Linked DNA regions of Homo sapiens: region 2 is linked to region 1. Evidence: chromatin loops called from intact Hi-C (ENCODE). Cell type or tissue: gastrocnemius medialis. All regions are shown on one strand. Links, peaks and the distances in the headings refer to the core of each region. The heading gives the core; the rest is flanking DNA.

Region 1 (8,056 bases), core at 1,527-6,526:
CTCCTTCAATCTGTGTTTATATCTGAGCATTAGCAGTGGGTTTTGAAGTACTGGTCATTTCAGGTGATATTTTTGTGTACTATTTCAAGATCATTTACAGCTGACCTTGCAGCCTTGTGGGCTTTGATACAGGTGGACTGAGTGTGATAGACAGATGAAAATGAAAAAAAAAAAAAGATAAGAACAGTTGGGTTTATGGGAATAGCAACGAGAGAGATGGAGTCTGGTCCTGAAGAAGGCTCAGAAACACAATATGAGAGCCTGCTTTTAGATTCTACTTCTCAGCTAATGACAAAACAAGATGAAAAGGATGGAAAAAAAAATACCTGCCCCATATCCCTACTCACATTTTTTTTCCTTCAGGACAGACAAGAGTGAATATAGGTAAACCAAACCCTATTGAGAGTCTACCTGTTATCTACGTGTTTAGGGAATGAGGAAAAGAGATACAAGATGCGATGGAGGCTTAAATTATCCAAATCATTAACTGTAAGTTATTTCTTAAACTGCAGCCCTTGGATCAGCTGCATTAGAATCCCATGGGGGAGCTGGTTAAAATGCATATTCCTGGGCCCTCATTCCAGACTTGCAAAATCAGAATTTCTAGGGGTAGATACAAAGAGTCTGTATTTACCGGACTCTCCAGATGAGTGATATGGATGCTCATTAAAGTGGGAGAGCCTCTGCCAGGAGTGGAGCAGAAGAAGGTACCTCTCTTAGGATCTTTGCTAAAACCTGAGTGTTAAGATGTTTATGCTAACTCTACCTTGCCTGTCCCATTCACCCTCCTCCTCCCTTTCTGAAGGGAGAATCTTCAGGGCACTTACCTGGTCTGATGGGGCTCTGCATACAGTTCGGAGATGGGATGCCAGGGTGAAGGGGTGCAGAGGCCCGGCTGCTGAGGTCCATGACCGAGGGGGCAGCCGAGGAAGCTGGCTGCAGCCCAGGAGGGTGAGGGCTGTGGTCATGCTGAGATGGGCTGGGGGGAATGCCATTTTCTGACAAAAACTCCTCCAGGTCCATGTATTCCAACTGGAAAGTATCTCCGTCATAGGGAAGGGTTTTGTCCCATAAGGTAGGCCCCAGGAATGCCGACTGGGGGACCGTCGGGCTGTTACTCTCATCATCCAGCTTCTTTTCCTTGTCTTTATCTTTACTAAATGCTGCAGAAGAAGGGAAAGCTGGACTTAAAAAAAAAGAAAGAAAAGAAAAACAATACCGCTCTTTTATCACTTTTCCTGGCCTGTTATAAGACTATTTCTCACGAATGGCAGGGTCCTTCTCTGGCTGCTGTCTTTTGTAGATCTAGAGTTAAAAGTTCAGGCAGGACGTGGATCTCTGCCTGTTTTTCAACATCTTCCTATTTACTTTGGAAAGAAGGCACTAGTCCTTGGGGCAGGGCTACAGGCTGATCTAGGATAAAAACCAGAGAACAGTCTCAGCACATTATTTGAGAAGAGTAATAACTTAAACCTAAAATAGGAATATAACATCTGTGATTATATACAACTGCTGTCATTTTTAAGAAAACAACAGCCAATAACCAGGCTTGAATTATCTTCCAGGAATTCATCACAGCAGCAATAGGAGGTCATTCAGACTTACAAAGCCAGTGAGTTAGTGGTCTTAATTTTGGTAAAGCAGGGACCTTCCACCCTTCTTTAACATCATGTTTAGAGTACCTACTGGATACCTGGTTCTTTCCATATATTATCTCAAAAATCTCACAATAAACTTGCAAAATAACAATTACCTCCATTTACAACAAAGACTCGGAGGCTCTGAGACTTGAGGGAACTTGACCAATGCCTCATGTTGGCAGAGAATGAGAACTTTCTGAGCTCACATGTGTTTGCTTCTAAAGCCACTGGGGCACACTGATTTTTACAAAAGGAGTTTAAAAAAATACAAAGTGTTTTCTTCCTTCTCTTCTCCAAACATTTGAGTATGATCCAATTTACAAAGAGTATGCATTTACAAAACCTTTCAAAAGCAGAGCTATTGGAAAAGGTGAGTTATTCTATACATTTATGTTGGAAGTATGCAGCTATTTGCTACCTGGAAGTACTGCTCGCCCATTAGGTCTTTAACAAGCATTCCGGATCTTGCCAATTCTAGTATTCAGTCGTGGGTGGAATCTGGGATTAAGGAATTTGCTTCTGAGTTTCATCTTCAGAGAAACACAGCCTCCACTGCCATCCATTCTAACCCTCTACCATCTCATCTGAAAATCTGACTTAAAACACCCACAGATGCAAAAGCCTGCAGGCAGCCCCTTCCTCCCAAATGCTCTTCCTTAAAGGATAGTTAGGGAGGGGTCCCTGGCTATCATCTGCAGATTGCAAACTCTTGCAATGCAACAGGTTGTCCTCTCCTAGAAAAGAAGGTGCAAGTACTCCCAAGCTATTTGTAGCCAAATAACCTTTCAGAACTTTACACTGTGAGCCGCACGGTTCGCATTTGCTACTGTGATACCGAAGGCATGAAATCGCATCAACCCAAATCCGTGGCATCACTTAGCCGGGTTTGGGGCCTCATCACACGTACCCCTCCTCTACTGCTAAGGCCAAGGTTGTCTTGGGAAGGTTTGGGACTTACCAAGAAAGGGCTCAAGCCAGAGGAGGCTCCTGCGCGGTTACACGTGAGCCTGCTCCGCTCTCCCCTCCCACCAGAAAAAGTGCACCGGGAAAGTGTCAACGCTGGAGGCGTGCACGGCTTCCCGCCGAGAGACCACTCCCCCCACCGGCCCCAGCCCCCACCCCGCTTTCTCAGCTACCCTTCACCAGAAGAAAACGAGTCTTCTCTCACACCTCGTGAGTTCCAAATACTAACCAGTAACAGAAGCTGTAACACAACCCCAAAACCCAGGCTACGCAGTGAAACCCCCTCCCTCAAGCCGACCCCCGCCCCCTGCCCCGCACAGAACCAGGCCCCAGGGTTTCTCCTCCCCAGCCCGGGAGGCTCTGCCCTCCGCAGGCGGGCTCGCTCTGCGTGCGGGTGTGCCTCGTTCTAGGGAACGATCCTGACCTGTCAAGTTACACCTCCCACCCGCGCCGCAGGAGCGGGACCCAGGGAGGCCGGGTGCCCGAAGCTCTTTTAAATGTAGCTCAGGAGGGGTCCCTCCCCTTTCATGGAGGAGGAGGAAGGGGAGGAAGGGTGCTGGGTGAGCTCCTCAATTTCATCAGCGCGGGGCCGGGGCGCCGCGGGACAGGGCGGGAGCGGGGTTGGGGGATGCTCCAGCGGGCGTGCCCGGCCGCGGAGGGGGACCCCCGGAGCGTCGTCCCTTCCCGGAGCGGGGCCGCGGCAGCGCTCACCGTCTTCGTGGTGAAGGGGGAGCTTCAGCGGGTTCTCCAGCAGGGACCTGAGCACGCCGTAGGGAGGCGGGATAAAGGTGGGATTCAGGGGGAGCGGTCGGGACATTTTCTCCATCGCGATGCACTCAAATTTTTTCCCCTTAAAAAAAGAAATAAGAAAGAAACAACCGCCCCCTAAAATGTTGCTGAGCTTTTCCTCCGTCCTTTGCCAAAAGTACTCGCTCTCAAGGCGGTGGAGAAAAGGGAAGAAAAAAATTACTTATATCTTTATAAATACATCTGCATAAAAATATATATTAAAAAAAAACTTTCGGGTTTCCAGTGCAGACGGTCCCAGGAGAGCGCGCCAAGTGCCCGCGGGCTCCCCGGCGACGTGCAGGATGCTCTCACCTGCCTCGAACCCCTCGTTTTGCAAAATGTTCAAAATTGAAAAAAAGAAAGAAAAAAAAATGTCGACGGCTGCAGAAGGGCAGAAGACACCGCGCCGACCCCAGCCCCTAGTGCCAGCACCGGAGGCGGTGCGCCGTCCCACCCCACCCCCCTCCCCGCGCCGGCGGCCGCTGCTCCCCAGCGCTCCGCGGCCCCGCAGCGCCGGGCTCAGCGCATCCGGCCGCCCATGTGCCGCGGCCCTGACAAGAGTGACGTCAGGGCCCGCACCTCGCGCCCATAGGCGTGCGGGGGCGGGGCCACGCGCGGCACCGCCCGCCTGGCCCGCTCGCCCCGCCGCCGCGTGTTTAGCGTCGCCGCTCGCGCCGATTTTCGGGGACCTTGCAGCACTGGCTGGTTGCAGGGGAGCAGGTGCCAGATTCCCTGGGCCATCAACTTAGGCTTAGATTTTTTTTTTTTTTTTTGGTCTGGGTGGGAAGAGGAATGAGAAATTTATATCCATAGTTTTCAAGCTGGGAATAACCTGAGGAGTTTTAAAAAAATCGCGATACCCAGGCCGCATCCCAGATCAATTAGATCAGAACCTCTGCGGTGCTATCAGGGCGTCCATAATTTTTAAAGCTCCCCAGGTGGTTCCAAAGAGTAGCCAAGTTTGAGATGATTGGTTTAGATCGGATGGAAGGTAACGACCCTTCTCAATATTTCTCCTGGCCCCGGCCAAGCTTAGCGTCTTCTTTCTTGCCCAGTTTCCACCACCACCAAAAAATAACTACTTCCTATAAGTCCGAATGGGATGCAAAAAGCAGAGCGGGAAGCGGAGGACTGAGCTGCTGGGCACTGTTTCCCACGCTGCAGAGAGGTGTTAACGGTGGGGGGAGAGGGGGGGTAGACATTTGCCTGAAACGGAAAGAGGCGGGAGAGACACAGACACACTGAACGGGATTTTAGGAATATTTACTCTGGGTGAATACAGGTGATTGCGCTTGGGTCAAGTTATTAGGTTTGCACGGTGATTAAAATAATTTTGTAAAGTATCCCCTAAGGGGGCTTCGGCTTTCCTTGCTGTTACAGCAGCTGCAGCGTCTCCCTCTGCCAGTTTGACCTCGTGGCACCCACGGTCCCCGAGATCTGCGTGCGACCCCCTGTGTGATAACTCCCTTCCCGCCTGGGGTGGTGCGGGCGCTGGCGTGCAGCCGCGACGCCCCCTGCAGAGCTCCGCGGGGGGCCAGGCAGGTTCTTCCCCTCCCTCCTTACCTCTCCTTACTAAGACCCTAGTCTTCGATCTGGGGAAGGGGCTGCAAGAACGAATGGGCACAAATGAAAGAAAACCGTTTTTCAGTGGGACGTAAAGGCCTTTGTGACCCCAGGCTGAGTCGCTGGGGAAGGATGTGGTGGTGTCTTGATGGGGTTTACTTCCCCAGGAGAGGGTTGTAAGAGAGGAGGCGCCTGAAACCCCAGAGATCAGGAGCGGCGGCGCAGCGGGGTTCAGAGTTCCCTGGCAGGGTGATTCCGGCAAGTGCCTTTCTGCCCTGAGCTGTAGGTTCTTCATAAAAGGACACGTAATCTAGTGACCTCTACTTCCTCACTCTAAAATTATGGCAAAAGGGTAAGGCAACATTCTAAGTGAGATGTTGTTGCAGTGTTTCAGGTTTCAGACGAATTCCAGAAACAGCAAACTTTTAGTTAATGCCACATGCATTTATTGAGCACCACGGTATGTATGCCAGCGACTATGCGGGGGCTAGTGAAAAAAGATGAATAAAACATAATTTTAACCTTCAAGAACTCATCGTTTAGGGTTTGGCATATAAGCAAATAATATAAAATAGGCTTAAAAGAACAAAAATGGATAGATGGAGGTGACAGGGGCACTTACATTATTAGGAAAGGGATTCTAGAGAAGGTGCCTGAGCTGGGCGTGGAGGTAATAGTCTCTCGTGAACGGTCTGAATCCATCAATTATATTATATTGTTTTTTTAAAAAATAAAAAAGGGACCTCATCTCCGCTATCCTTTTGGAGACAGAGGCTATTTCCCTGTCTTGAGTTCCTTACATCCCTGTAAGTCCATAAACTGGCAGGACTGAGAGCATCCTCTCAGCCTGGTTAGAAATCTGTTAGATTGCAGATTCCAGGTGCATGAAAGATGCGTTACCTAAGCTTTGTGTAACAGTCCACTGACATTACTCAGCACGCCCAAAGTGCTCCACCTGCTCATGATTCTCCGCATGTCCTCACTTCCCCATGTTTCCAGACATGAAACTCTTACCAGGTCAAGTAATCTGGTTTCCCAGGGTAATCTTCTCCTTACCACCTGACAGAACCAAATACTGTGGCTTGGAAATTGCATTTCTCATTGCAAGTGGATAAACTGGCGTTCTGGTTGATCAAGCAGTTTCTTGGGAATTTGGTTCATTTAATTTAATTTCCCTGAGCCTGATCAACATGTCACGGACCAGATTGAGGACCAGCCCCTTAGACCATGGTGACTCCCTCTCACTTCTCTCCATCCTTCTCTAACTTCAAAGGTATTTCTTAGAGCCTCAAAAATTATAAGCATTGGCTAATCTTCAATCTAGCCCCATTCCTTAACAAGATAAATGAAATTGGTACATCTTTTCTACTCTGGCCATTTGTAAATGTTATTTTCTTTTATTTTTTTAACAAACCATGAACATCTTTCTTTCTCTTTCTCTCTCTCTCTTCCCCAGAAGCAGTTGTGGATGGCTGCTCAAGAGGAAGGAGAGGGATAGAAGAAACCAAAGGTTATATTGGTTGGGTAGTAAGACCCTCTGAATTCCACAGGTTAATTCTCAAATGGACATATCCCTAATGAGCACTAACCCCAATCTGCACATATGCCCAGAGATAACTGCCGCTCACAAGTGCTTAGCACTTGTCCACTTACAGAGCCCTTCCATATGTGTCATATCACATACTTCTGACAATTCCATGAGGAAAGCAATGATGCTGATTATTGATTGCTGTGTAACAGATCACTCCAAAACCTAGTGGCTTAAAACAACAATCATTTTATTATTTCTCATTATTCTGCAATCTAGGTTAGGCTCAGCTGGGATACTGGGCTGGCTGGCCTTCTCTTTCTCTTTACATGGCCTCCTTACACCATAGATTCATTTTGCTTGTTTTATAATTTCATACAAGTGAAATCATACTGTATATACTCTCTTGTGTGTAGCTTCTTTCACTCTGCACAGTATTTTAGACATTCACCAATGTTGCATATAGTTCATTTCTTTATATTAGTGAGTAGTATTCCGCTCTATGAATATACAAAAGTTTATCTGTTGTATTGGTGGACATTTGGGTTGTTTCCAGTTTTTAGGCATGAATAAAATGTTTATGAGAATTCTTGTCTGAGTTCTTTTGTGAACACATGCTTTCCTTTCTCTTGGATAAACAAATAGGAGTAGGATTACTGGATCATAGAAAAGATGTGTGTTTTACTTTAGAAGAAGCTCTTCTATAGTCTTCTGAAGCAGGTAAATTGTCCTGCATTTCCAGCAGCAGTATATGAGAGTTCTGGTTGTTCTAGCGCCTCACCAATATTTAGTGGTGTCAGTTTCTCTTAAAACTTGTAGCCATTCTAGTGGGTGGATAGTCAGTTCTCAATGGACCTTTCATCTGAATTTTCCTGATGAAAAATGATGGCATGTGCTACTTCATGTGCTTCTTAGTAGCTTGTACATCTTCCTGTTCAAGTCTCTTGCCCATTTTTGAATTTGGTTATCTTTTGATTACTGAATTTTAGGAGTTCTTTTATATACTTTGGATAGTCTCTTTGTCAGATGTTTGTGTGTTGTGAATATTTTCTTCCAATCTGTGGCTTGCTGATTAGTTTTTATAATAACGTCTTTCCATGAGCAGTTTTTAATTTTGACAAAGTTCAATTTATCAATTTGTTTTTCATGATTATTGCTTGCTATGAACTAGGAAACTTTTGACTACTCCTGAGTTCTGGAGATATTCTCCTATACTTTCCTTTATAACTTTCATAGTTTAAGCTTTTTCATTTAGCCTTATGACCCATTTCAAATTAATTTTTGTGTATACTATGAGGTAAGGATTAAGGTTGGTTTTACTCATGGGGATATCCAATTGTTTTAGACTTTCATTTCCCCCTTGAATTGTTTGTTGTTGTTGTTTGTTTTGTTTTGTTTTGAGATGGAGTCTCGCTCTTGTTGCCCAGACTGGAGTGCAATGGCGTGATCTCAGCTCACCGCAACCTCCGCCTCCTAGGTTCAAGCAATTCTCCTGCCTCAGCCTCCTGAGTAGCTGGGATTACAGGCACCAGCCGCCACATCCGGCAATTTTTATTAGTATTTTTAGTAGCGA
Region 2 (8,056 bases), core at 2,082-7,081, 470 kb before region 1:
AATGAATTAGTCACCAAACTAAATTCTTTTGTTAGTTCTATTAGTTTTTAAGTTGTTCTCTTCAGTTTTCTAAATAGACAATCATATTGTTAAGGGGAAAAAAGGAGATAACTTTACCATAGCTTTTCTAATAGCTGTACCAATCATTTTTCTTTCCCATGATATTAAATGAGCTGGGCTGAAACAATGGTTTTCATAATGTCTCAGCAGATGCTCCTGGTGTCTTTGCAGGAAGTAGGGTAAACTAGCAGGTACAGAGCTCTAGGCTCTGTCATCTTTGCTTTACAAATAAAAGCTAAGTTGTTGGTTTTCTGCATTCAGACTCTGAAGAAGTGTTTATGAGAAGCAAAGGTTTTTATTTATTTATTTTTGGAGAGACGAGGATCTCACTGTGTTGCCTAGGCTGGTCTCAAACTTCGGGCCTCAAGCCATCCTCCCATCTTGGCTTTCCAAAGTGCTGGCATTACAGGCATTGCACCTGGCCAGAGAGGCAAAGGGTTCTACTGATAAAAACAAACTTGACAATCACTGGGCTGGAACTCCCAAGCAATGTAAACAGTAGTATTGCAGTCTTTCTTGTCTTTTTAAAAACTACCATTTAGGCCAGGAATGGTGGCTCACGCCTGTAATCCCAGCACTTTGGGAGGCCGAGGTGGGCGGATCACGAGGTCAGAAGTTTGAGACCAGCTAGGCCAACATGGTGAAACCTCGTCTCTACTAAAGATACAAAAAATTAGCCGGGCGTGGTGATGCGCGCCTGTAGTCCCAGCTACTCAGGGCGCTGAGGCAGGAGAATCGCTTGAATCCAGGAGACGGAAGTTGCAGTGAGCCGAGATCGTGCCATTGCACTCCAGCCTGGGTGCCAGGGCGAGACTCCATCTCAAAAAAAAAAAAAAAAAAAACACCAAGAAACAAAAAATACCGTTTATTGACAGTATAATATGTGTCAGTGACCATGCGCAGTACTTAAAAGTATATTATCTCACTACAAACCCAGTGAATTAAGTATCAATATTTCCATTTAACAGATGGTTTAAGAAGACTAAAGGACATTTTTACAGATATACAGAAAGTAAATATTACAAATGGGATTCAAATCCAGATCCCTTTATTCCAAGGCATTTCTCATAACCACCAAGCCAAATAAGGGCATCTATTTGGGGATTTTAAAAATACTTTTTTGTGCCAGGCATGGTGGCTCAGGTCTATAGTCCCAGCTATTTGGGAGGCTGAGGCAGGAGGATCACTTGAGCCCAGGAATTGGAGGTTATAATGAGTTATGCTTGTGCCAGCGTGGGTGACAGAGTGAAACCCATCTCTAAAAATATAAAATTAAATTTAAAATTTAAACAAAGCCTTTTTTTTCCTTTAGCATTTTGAAGATAGACTCATTGTATTTTTCAAAAATGGCCACAACAGTATTTCTCTTCCCACATAATCTCTTATATGACTTTAACACTTCTCTCACCAAGAGGTAGAGCCTGTGTTCCTTCACCTTAAGTTGGAGCAGACTTCTGACTACATCAGAAGTGATGTTCTGTGACCTCCAAGACTTGGTCATAAAAGATAAACAGCTTCCTGTTTCTTTTGGAGCTCTCTCAGAACCCAGAGATCATGACACTCCCTCCCTAAAATGCTCCAATGACTTGACAGTGCATTATATACAATTCAAACTTCTTGCCTACAAAGTCAGAACTTGGACATCATTTTAGAACCCAAAACCCAGACACCATCCCAGGAGGAAGCCCAAGCATCTTATGAAGACTATGTCTTGGAGGACATCTAAAGCGCCTGACCAACAGCCTGGCCTCAACAGCTCTGGAGCCTGAGCTCCCCAGTCGCAGTTAGCACCAACTTGCCAGCCATATCAAGGCGTCCTCTTGAAAGCAGATCCTCCCACCCACCCGTCCAATCCTGTTGGACTGCCCCAGCTAACACTATCTGGAGCAGACAGAGATGAGCTCTCACCACTGAGCCTGGGCTAAATTACAGATTCACAGGCAAAATAAATAACTCTTGTTCTTTTAAGCCACTGATATTTGGGGTTGTTTATTATGCAGGAATAGACAACTAAAATAGACATCCATCCTATATGACTGTCTTTTAAAAGAAGGAACATTAGAAATGAAGAAGTGAAATTATTTAAAAAAAAGAGACAATCTTATTTATAGTTACCTTTAGGTTTTGAATAGATATATCATGTATGTTAGTATAAAGAAAAAAATTATTTCTGACTCTCTCTGTGTAAAATAAATATATTAAGTTTATACTTCCTCTCACTAACATCTGCCGTTTCCTGGATTTGCTTATACCTCGGAATAAAAATCTGGATTAGTATTATTGTGGTTTAAGACATGCCTGTTCTCTGTAAAGAATTATAGTTTTACTTTTGTAAAATGTTTTTAAAGTATGACCTTATTGCTTACTTTGAGTACTTGTAAACTACATCTTCACTATTCATGAGTTCCTAATTTGATTTCACGCTCAAAATTCTGTAAACAGTGACTGCTTGGCATTCAGCTTTGGGGAAAATGGCTTGACTTCTATTCCCTTATAGAATACATGAGGCTTTTAAAGCCTTGATTCTTTTTATTTTTTATATTTATTTATTTTTGAGACGGAGTCTCGCTCTGTCGCCCAGGCTAGAGTGCAGTGGCGCGATCTCAGATCACTGCAAGCTCCGCCTCCGGGGTTCATGCCATTCTCCTGCCTCAGCCTCCCGAGGAGCTGGGATTACAGCCGCGCACCACCTCGCCTGGCTAATTTTTTGTATTTTTAGTAGAAACGGGGTTTCACTGTGTTAGCTAGGATGGTCTCGATCTCCTGACCTTGTGATCCGCCCGCCTCGACCTCCCAAAAAGCTAGGATTACAGGTGTAAAGCCTTGATTCTCATAGAAAGTTTTGTCTTTTATATTCAAGAATTTTGCCTGGATATATCTAGAAACATGGGGATATTTTTTCCATTTCTTTTCAGTTAATCTTTTTAAGTATCAAATTTAAATATTTCTTTGGCTCAAAATGTTCTCCTTCTATTGTTTTCACCTTTGCTTGTGTTCTTTCAGTTCCATTATATTCTCTGGAATTTCTACTTTGCATAGACTAAATCCCTTGTATTAGGAGCCCTTATTTCTTATCTTTTTCTCTCATTATTTTTATGTATTTAGATTTTACCTTCTTCATGAAAGCCAACTCTCATTTTTGGAGGTGAAAATTCTTGAATTTTATTGAGAAAAAAATTTACATCTTTACAAAATGTTCACTATTGTGTGCACACTAAATGTGAACTAATACTGCATATTTAGATGCAATTTAGTAGGAAAGAATAAGCAGTATAGGAAATGGAATGAGGCAGAAGTATTTAACAAAAGAGTGTGTATATTGAGATACCTGTCATTTGTAGCCCCTGAGATTAATTATTATCACTATTGGCCCTAGTTTCTATCATATATTCATGGAGAAGATGAGACATGAGAGGAAATTTTTTAAAAAAAGCAACAAGAAAAGCTGGAAGCAGACTTAATGTGTGCCCACAAAGATATTGTGGGACATCCTTGCAATGGAACACGATGTAGCCATTTCTGATTATCCGTTTATTGACATGAAAAGAGTTTGCCATGGATGGTTAATACAAAAAGAGAAAGTTTATACAAATTATATACAAAATATATAATCCCATTTTTATAAGAAAAATAACGTACATATTATGTAGAGAAGGCAGAGTGAAGATACAAAAAATATTGGTAGTTCTGTTGAAGGTGGAGTTGATGTGATTTTTATTTTTTACTTAGGTTTATCTATATTGTCTCATTTTTTACATTATAGCTAGGTTTTCCTGGTGCCACTAAAAAAAGAAAAAAGACAACATGATTCTTTAAAGCAATCATTTGTGTTTTAATGACTTTCAGGCATAGGCTGGGGAAAATTGCTTTTTTGTTGTTCAAAACAGTTAAATTTGCTAATTTAATACAGACTTGCAGTTGGTAGTCGGTAGAGGGCGCAGAAGAGAGAAGGAAGTGAGTGGGTAAAGCTGGTGTGTAGCTGGATTGAAAGGTTTCCTAACACTTAAAGGTTATTTTTATTTCCTTTTCACTCATTTATCCAAGAACATTTCTGAAAGATCATAGAAGCATAATTTCAGTTTGGCTATCACATCGTGAAATGTTTGGCATTATTTTATAGGGAAAGTCAAAACATATACTTTTAGTGGGTATAGGGAACTAAAAATAAATGAGTGTCTAGTTTATGCCAGGCACTGACATATAATTTATACACTGTAGTCTCCTATTGAAAATTTATTTTGAAAACTTTAATCGTAGGTTATAAACAGATTAACACAGCCTTGAGAAGGATTTTTTTCAAAGGATAGCAAATGATGTATTAAGGTTAATGAGTACTATGAGTTGGCCATGTCCCCACCCAAATTTCATCTTGAATTGTGGTTCCCATAATCCCCACATGTCCTGGGAGGAACCAGGTGGAGATAATTGAATCATGGGGGCAGTTTTCCCCATCCTGTTCTCATAATAGTGAGTTAGTTCTCATGAGATCTGATGGTTTTATAGGTAGCTTCCCCCTTCGCTGAGCATTCATTCTTCTCCTTGATGCTGCCGTGTGAAAAAAGACACGTTTGCTTTCCCTTCTGCCATGATTGTAAGTTTCCTGAGGCCTCCCCAGTCATGCTGAACTGTGAGTCAATAAAACCTCTTTCCTTTATAAATTGCCCAGTCTTGGACATGTCTTTATTAGCAGCGTGAGAACAGACTAATACAATGAGCTAAAAAGGAAATATTTAAATAAGAATTTCCATGCCTTTAGGAAAAATATAGTAAAATGCACATTGAAAAATTTTTTCAAAGTGAACATACTTTACTGGATAATATGGAAAACTGACTCAATTCTGATATAGCCAACAATAATTAAGTAGTTCTCATGTTAAGTGTTCTTACCACAATAAAATTTTAAAATAAATAAATAGATGTACCATAGTAAATCTAAACATGGATATATATTCTCCCATAGCTAAATATATGCAAAAAATAAAAACTTGTTAATTACCCTAAACCTTGTGCTACTTGTAAAAACAGATACATAGAACTCAGTGTTTTAAAAACAACATCTATCACCTCTTTCAGATGAAACATCTCCAAAGCCTATACTAAAAGGAACTTACTATTTCAAGCTTAAAAGAGGGGACCATGAAGTATAGGAAAGATTGGAAAATAAAGATTAGTCATGATACACTAAAAAGATTACAGAATGATTCAGATTGCCTTTTGAGATGATTAGAAATGCAAAGAAAATGGTAACGAGTGAGTCACTTAACCTCTTCAGGTTTCAATATGCCCAAATCTAAAGTGAAAGAGCTAGATTAGATAATTTCCAAGCCTTCTTGTTGCACTGTCAGTATATGTGTTTAGGACTTTTTGACACGTTTGTAGAGAATGTTACAGTTTTTAAGTGCTTTTGTACTCTAAGTGTTTGGGGCATGAAATGGTTAACAAGAAAGCCTGGCCAGCTGCAGCTGGTGGGGGGTGGGGGTTGATGGTGGTGAAGGGAGAAGCACAGTCCACATTTCCATGCAACAGGGGTGCTTCTTAGCTGAACACAATCTGGAAGCTAATTATTTCTGTAAAAGTAGGGAGAGTGATACTGTATATAAATCAGCTTACCACAGTGCTTGGATAGCACGGAGGCAACAGTAGTGGAATGGACAAAGTATAAAAGGAAGTCATAAAATAATCAGAGAGAGAGAGAGAGACAGAGAGTCAGAGAGAGAACGAGAGAGAGAGATGAGAGAGAGAGAGAGAGAGAGAGAGAGAGAGATACAGAGAGACTGAGAGAGACAGAGAAAGAGACAATGAAAGAGAGACAAAGCTCTTCTTGAAGGTAATAAATAATAGGAGAGGCATCCCAATGCAAAACCTGCTAATTTCCTATAACTGATATTAAGAGTCAGGAAGCAAGGAAGCAGCTGGCTGTCCTAGCACAGAGCAGAAAGGAAGAAGGACAGAAGAGGGTGCAAAGAATGGGATTTGCAGTTCCTCAAGAACAGAAAATCAGACAGGTCTGTAGCAGAGAAGGCTCCTTTAGGCCTGGTTGAGTCTTTAGCAGGAGGCATAACAGATACGGATGAGAGCGTTTGACCTTTAGGATATTCATAGTGTGCTGTACAGCATTATGTTAAGAGAATTCTTTTAACAATTATGTTGGTCTCATTCCATACTGGAGGTTCAATCATTTTCCATAAGATTTCTCACATTTATAATGTTCTGCATTAATGAAATCCTCCAGCTATTGTTAAAGTGGATGATATTGTGTGGGTGGCCCTGAACTTTCAATGTTTCCAGAGAAGGCAAATATGAGAGCAGCAACCTTTAGGTCACATTACTATAACCAGGGTTCTTCCTGCACTTTATACTTTCCCATACCTGCATAATGACCCAAATATGCAAGGAGGGCACTATTACCCCCATTTTCCAAATAAGGGAAACTGAGGCACGGAGCTGTTGACTTATTTGTCCACAGTCACAACGTTGCAAGCAGTAGAGCCAACCAAGATTGGCTAGGGTTTCTGACATCTAGTCCATCAATAACGCTTTGCTCAAGAAATGTGTATTTTATGTCTAACTATGCATTAGATGTTGTGCTTTAGTGTAGGGGACACAAAGGTTAATTCTGTACACTCGTTACTCTTAAGAAACTCTCAGTCTTTTAGATTAGAGAAGATAAACAAGCAAACAGCCACTTTCCACACTATTTTTTGAGGGCTATGATACATGTAAGCACAGAGCAGTATTTTCAGCCAGGAACATTTTCACGCCAGGGTGATTTGGCAATGTCTGAAGACATTCGTGGTTGTCACAACTGTGCAGGAGAGGAGGGGTTGCTACTGGCATAGAGTGGGTATAGGCCAGAGATGCTGCTAAACATTCTGCAACGAACAGGACAGCTCTTCACAATAAATAATTATCCAGCCCCAAATGTCAAAAGTACTCAGATTGAGAAACACTGGCATAAACATTACGGGAACATGGGGGAAGGGACCTCATGCTGCCTAGTCTGAAAATAGAGGAGGACTTACCAGGGAAGGTTTCTAGAAGCAGGTGATGCTTGAGGTAGTCATGAAAAGATGAGTAGACATCATCTTGAGCCTCCAAGAGTAGGAACCAACAAAGCATGACAAACATAAAATAATGTGTTGTTTGTGATTTGTAATTTGATCCAAGCTGGAGCTGAGACTGGAAAGAAAGGGAGAGGCCAGCTCATGGGAAGACTTGTGTGTCATGTAGAGATTCTAGACCTCAGATGAGGGGGAATCATGGATGGGTTTTAAAGAGGGGTGAGGCCGGATTTGCAAACTTGATAGCTTTCTGTATTAGCATTAAGCAGAGGATCTCAAACTTCATATGGATGCAGATAAAAAACACAAGTTTCTGACCTTTCAACACACACACACACACACACACACACACACACACACACACACACACACTATCCTGATGCAGTAATGTAGTAGGTCTGGGGTGGAGCCCAGAAACCTGTATTTTTTGCAAGCACCCTGTGTGATTCTGAGGCAGGTAGCACAAATCCTCCCTGGTGTACAGGACATATTTGACAGTGGTAAGATTGTAACCTTACCAAAAAGAAAATAAGAAAATTTGGAGAAGAGAGGAATATACAGTGTTACGTTTTTCTCTGCTTATGAGAACTGTGTGCTTATAAAGGAATCCACTGCACTGATGGAGGTCACACAGCAGCACAGCAGCTTCTTTCTGGATTCCGTGGGCTGGGAAGGGAGGTGCTCTAAGGAAATGCACAGTCCATGTGATCAGAGCACACCCTCTTGGCAGCCTCAGGGGAGCCCAGTTGCTTCTACAAAACCCGTGAAAGTTCTCTGTCCAAAAGCCTTGTTGGTCCCGCGGTACATGCTTCCTGTTCCCAGAGAGATTCACCCTTGGGCTTTCCTATCAGTCTTCCCTAAAGTTGGCTGCTCCTGTGTCCTGTCACATAAAACTGTGAACCGAGGTCTCCGACTTACGTCATGTCAGTCACAGC

What was found. Hi-C counts contacts between places; a loop is a spot of excess contacts. Peaks named below come from ENCODE experiments on the same cell type or tissue, not always from the same donor. Only the 100,000 strongest peaks of a DNase experiment are listed, where the experiment ranks them.
Region 2: it touches region 1 in a loop (5-fold over the local background); 2 of 110 quality-filtered maps call a loop at or near these places.

What each region holds. Positions count from the first base shown.
Region 1 is chr17:55,260,858-55,268,913 of GRCh38, reverse strand. HLF (HLF transcription factor, PAR bZIP family member) reads right to left here and starts at 3,954. Exons shown (of 4, transcript NM_002126.5): 1 at 3,315-3,954; 2 at 828-1,163. The coding sequence starts at 3,429. RefSeq lists a silencer at 3,831-4,150. In gastrocnemius medialis, for the core only: no CTCF peak of the experiment used is centred there; DNase peaks (open chromatin) are centred at 2,561, 3,023, 4,043 and 4,543; H3K4me3 peaks cover 2,566 bases; H3K27ac peaks cover 2,357 bases.
Region 2 is chr17:55,731,930-55,739,985 of GRCh38, reverse strand. It overlaps a transcript of TMEM100 not described here. Among named protein-coding and RNA genes, the nearest start is that of TMEM100, 13 kb to the right of the region's middle. RefSeq lists a cis regulatory region at 1,407-2,103. In gastrocnemius medialis, for the core only: CTCF peaks have their summits at 3,790 and 3,999 (motif pointing right); DNase peaks (open chromatin) are centred at 3,987 and 6,865; H3K27ac peaks cover 1,601 bases.